Linked DNA regions of Homo sapiens: region 1 is linked to region 2. A link is an interaction called in ENCODE POLR2A ChIA-PET data of the cell type or tissue named here. Cell type or tissue: OCI-LY7. All regions are shown on one strand.

Evidence for each region. ChIA-PET counts read pairs that join two places held together with the same protein. Peaks named below come from ENCODE experiments on the same cell type or tissue, not always from the same donor. Only the 100,000 strongest peaks of a DNase experiment are listed, where the experiment ranks them.
Region 1: POLR2A ChIA-PET joins it to region 2 with 8 read pairs; 2 of 35 experiments call an interaction of 5 or more read pairs at or near these places.

Annotation. Positions count from the first base shown.
Region 1 is chr11:45,851,896-45,854,395 of GRCh38, forward strand. The region is part of intron 1 of CRY2 (cryptochrome circadian regulator 2); the gene reads left to right. Among named protein-coding and RNA genes, the nearest start is that of CRY2, 5.7 kb to the left of the region's middle. RefSeq lists a silencer at 423-717 and an enhancer at 704-843. In OCI-LY7, a CTCF peak has its summit at 1,119; a DNase peak (open chromatin) is centred at 1,026; H3K4me3 peaks cover 1,231 bases; H3K27ac peaks cover 1,119 bases.
Region 2 is chr11:46,101,596-46,104,095 of GRCh38, forward strand. The region is part of intron 1 of PHF21A (PHD finger protein 21A); the gene reads right to left. Among named protein-coding and RNA genes, the nearest start is that of PHF21A, 19 kb to the right of the region's middle. In OCI-LY7, no CTCF peak of the experiment used is centred here; no DNase peak of the experiment used is centred here.

The DNA.
Region 1 (2,500 bases), 250 kb before region 2:
AAAAGAATTCACTGTTATCCTCCCTCCCCCCATTAACAACAAATAAATAAAATATTCCTCAACACAGGATCAGCCATTCCTAGAGAAGGCCTTCCCTAAATATGAGTACTTAATCAAAGGATCTGCTTGTTTTATTCTAAAAGGCTAGCCTTGTAGAGTCCCTGAGTTATAGTGTCCTCTCTATATTTTTGGAAATCCCAGTCTGGTTTTCTCCAGTTCTGCCTGCCTCTGGCTCCAGAGCACTTACATAATAATGTAATTCAGTTGCACATGTTGTCTAATCCAAAGGGTAAGCTTTGCTCTCCCAGGACCATGTGCTCTGAATTTTGGCCATGTGAGCTCAGCTAAGAGCTGCCAAGGGTGAAGTGCCAGCCCCCAACACCACCATCTCCAATGCCCAGGCCAGTTTCCTTCAGAGTCCCCTCATTGGAGTAAAGAGAAATTGGAGTAAAGAGGAGGGTTCTAAGGGACCACAGAAGGCCCAAGGTTCTCTCTGGTGAAAGAATGCATATACCTGCCCACTGAGCCTTTGCCCAGTCGCAGCACTGCTCCAAATGTGAGGGACAGCTGTCACCTGGCAGGCCTCAAAGGTAGTACCCTAGTGGTGGCTTCTCATTCTCTGCATTCTCTGGCTGCCTGGAGTCTGGAGATACTGGGGACCCTCCTCACATCCCTGTCTATTGCCTCCGTGTGGTGGCTGTCCTGAGCCCTCCCTTCCCGGGTTGACTCGGGAGGGAAGTTGGAAGAAGCAGAGCATTTCTAGCAGGCCAAAGGGGAGGCAGAAATATGGATGCTCAAGAGAGAAAGTTTAGTACAAACAAACTAGAAGCAAAGAAAGGCAACTTGTAACAGAGACTAGAAGTAAAGTTCAGTTTTCTAGAGTAGTGCTTGTGAAACTTTAATATGCAAATGAATCACCAGGGGATCTTGCTAAAATACAGATTCTAATTTTGGAGGTCTGGGTTAGAGCCTGAGATTCTGCATTTCAACAGACTCCTGGGTGTTTCACAGCCAATGCTGCTGATTGTCAGACCACACTCAGAGGAGGAAAGATCTGGCAGCAGAGGTGTTGCTGGCCTTTGAGTTGGCCTGTGGTGCTCCCTAATGGCTGAGCCCAGGGCAGCACAGCCTCAGTGCTCTGTTTGTTGAGAGGCAGTGGCTGGCTAAAAACGAACATGTCAAGCCTGACAGATTGCCTAGGTTTGAATTCTGGCCACTTACTAGGTATATGATGTTGGGCAAGTTTCATAATCTCTCTATGCCTCAGTTCCCTCATCTATAAAATGGGAATAATAATATTACCTACTTGATTGGGCTGTTTGAGAATTAAATGAGGTAATGTATGTGAAACAAGTAGAATAGTGCCTGTCATTGTAAATGCTTATTAAATGTTAATCATTGCCATTATTATCATTATTTTTATTTAGTTGCTGGGTTCAGAGTTGGGCCTTCTACCAGCCTCACATCTCTGCTTCCTGCTATAAACATCTTTTGTGAAAGAAGAAAAGGGCTCTCATAGGATTAGCTGTACTTTAGAGATGCTACGAGGAATCTCTCCTTTTAGTAAATGAGGTCTAAAAATAAAGTTCTATAGAAGGCAGATTGCTACATGTTCTGGAACCTAGATTTCATGTGCATTCCAACCTTATTTATAGCTTCAAATCAAAGTCCTATGCAGCCTGGTGGACTGTGAAGGAAAAGACCCCCAAAGCGCATGGCAAGGACACTCCTGGGAGCTGCAGATGGAGGACCCTGTGTCCTGGGGTTATGAAATTTAAATCACTGCTCCTAGCCCTAGGCATTCTACCTGGCAGGGTCCAGGTTTCAGATGGCATGAGACCATTTGCATGGATTTCTCTTCTTTTCCTTCCAGAAGAGTGGTGAGGCTTGGGGGAGGCCAACACAAGTGACGCACTTGCAGCTCCCTGTTCCTTTTCTGGAGGTGACAATTTTTCAAAAACAGAAATTCACAGAGGTGGAGCTTTTGGTTTGCATAAAGCAGCATTCAACCTGTTTGTCTTCCATCCCAACCTCTCAGAGAGTCTTCCTCATGCTCTTTTGCAAACATGATGCTTTGAGCCGAGGCCAGGGCTCAGCCCATGCTAGAATGTGGGTCGGTGGCATTGGCCGTAGGAGTGTGTCAAGTTGTGTACGTCAGAGGCAGCAGTGGGGGCTGGTTCTAGTTGGCAGCCTGGGAATAGTCACTGCTTCTGTAAGCCTCCAGTAGTCAGGGAATGTGACTGTGATGTGCCATTTCTATTGTTGACAGAGAAAAATGCTGGGGATGGGTGGAGACCCAAGGGGTAGATAGCAGGTGCCTCAGAGGTATCTGTGACATATGCAGATTGACCTGTGGGTTCTTGAAGAAGAAGATAAGAATGCCAGTGGATTACCTGTAGTCACATTGCTATTAGAGAACAGGATTCCAAACTCCTGAGGGCCTGCAGAATCTCAGCCCCTGGAACAGAGTTGGTGTGCAACTAGAAATCTTTAGAAATGG
Region 2 (2,500 bases):
AATAGATGAAATGCCTGGTATAGATCTTAGAAGCTACTGAACTGATTGACTGATTGAGACAGTGTCTCGCTTTGTTGCCCAGGCTGGAGTGCAGTGGCATGGCACAATCACAGCCTCGCAGCCTCGACCTACCAGGCTTAATCAATCCACCCAACTCAGCCTCCCTAATAGCTGGGACTACAGGCACATGCCACCACACTCGGCTAATTTTTGTATTTTTTGTAGAAACAGGGTTTCACCATGTTGCCCGTGCTGGTCTCCCTCTTTTTTTTTTTTTTTTTAAATACGGAGTCTCGCTCTGTCGCCAGGCTGGAAGCAGTGGCGCAATCTCGGCTCACTACAACCTCTGACTCCTGTGTTCAAGCGATTCTCCTGCCTCAGCCTCCTGAGTAGCGGGGATTACAGGCATGTGCCACCACGCCCAGCTAATTTTTGTATTTTTAGTAGAGACAGGGTTTCATCATGTTGGCCAGGATGGTCTCAAACTCCTGACCTTGTGATCCACCCGCCTCGGCCTCCCAAAGTGCTGGGATTACAGGCGCGAGCCACCACGCCTGTCCCTGTGCTGGTATCAAACTCCTGAGCTCAAGTGATACACCAGCCTCGGCCTCCCACAGTGCTGGGATTACAGGCATGAGCCACTACACCTAACCAGGAGCTACTGATTTTAAATCCAGCAGAGACATTAACTCAACATGTAACCATAATTAATTTCCAAGTTTTATTTTTCTTACCAAACAATTATGTTAACAATTTAAAACCACTAGGAGAAATCTAAAAAGGAAAGGGTCTGCTACTTTGCAACTATCAACCAATGACATGTAAAAGATCAATATATAATAAGGCATCAGTGGTATTCTGTATTTACAAATCAAGGAAAGAAAGCCTAGTCTTCTCAATTAATAAATCAAAATATTTTAGCAATTCACAACACCAAAATTTCCATTTTTTAATTCTCCAATTAGGTCCATGAGACTAGAGAGCAGTCTAATAAATTAATGCTTATTTTAGTTAAGTAACATGCCTGCCTCTTCCTCAACTTTGCCTCTATCTCACCCCAACCAGAAAATACAGCAATTTCTGAGGTAAAAAGGTATTTTTCTATTCTCTCTCTTAGTCCAGATATAAAGTATTTTACAAATATTCAGTTACTGTGCAAGTGATTTTAAGCTATCCATTCTCCAAATTCCAGCTGAGGGCCCAAAGTAGGGGGTATCCCCACAAACTGTTAAAGCTTAAGGTTTTGATAATAGCTCAGTATCTCCCTGTTTAAAAACTAATAATTACAACAGTGTTTTGTTTTTAAGAGAAATAGAAATAAAACAGTGGTGGCTTGAAGGGAAGGATGAATAACAGGCAGGGGACGGAAAGAGACCATCAAGAGGGTAAGCAGAGAAGCAGGAGAGGAAAGGCAACACAGGGAGTCTGGGCAATCACCGGCGGCATCTCTACACAGGAGCACCACCGGCTGGACAGGGTCCTGCAGAGCTGAAATGGGACTGCACCCCCGTCACATACAGCACCACTTTTTACAAATTAAGCAGGGACAAACTGATTTTCAAAATTGTATAATTCTTTAACTCAACCCCCAAACGCTTGTAGAATCTCTTTCTAACACATATTTATCAAAATGAAATATACTTCTAAAGTTTCCACAATTCCATTCAACCAACGGAAACAACTTTTACAGATTCTGCAAAGAGCTAAAGTAAAGAAAACTTAATACTATATATTTGCTATGCTAATTTTAAAACTATAATGCTTTACCTACTGGTCACTCTATTGCAAAGTAAGATTACAATTATTTAATTGAAAGATAACTATACAACCCATTATAAAATTGCTTAGTTTTAAAAATATTTGTCGAGCCAAAGTACACCACTTTATTTTTTAAAAAACTCGTTGGAATTTCTCCTCAGAAATGAGATACAATGTTTTAGGAACAGGGACAAAATAAAATATACACCAATTCACCTATAGTAAACACACCTATTCACCTACTAGACCTTTATCAAATGGTACAGCTGGGTTAGTGAGAACAAAAAGTTAATAGGAGCCATTATGCTACTTTAACTTAAATTCTTGCTAAGGGTAACATATACCATATTCAGAATGTTTTGGTAAGCTATTACAAATACATTTGTTGAATCACAGAAAAAAACATATCAAGGATCAAAGACCAAAAACGTTCAGATCCTGATCAGTAGTGAATGAACAAAGTTAATTATATTTTACACTTAATGATCTTTCCCCTTACCTCATTTACTGGTTTCACTTATAAGATAGAGACATTCGTAAGACAGATACATATATACATTCTAATGGATATATTAACTCAATTATTTACCCCAAAACTCCTCAAATCTGAGGAGATCATTGTACCTTTTCTCATAATCAACTTGTTCTCAGGCTCAGTTTCTAGGCTCAACATAGGTAGCTTATGACAATTAAATATAGAAAGAAAATAACAACTACCATAAGAAAACATCAGGCACCAAAT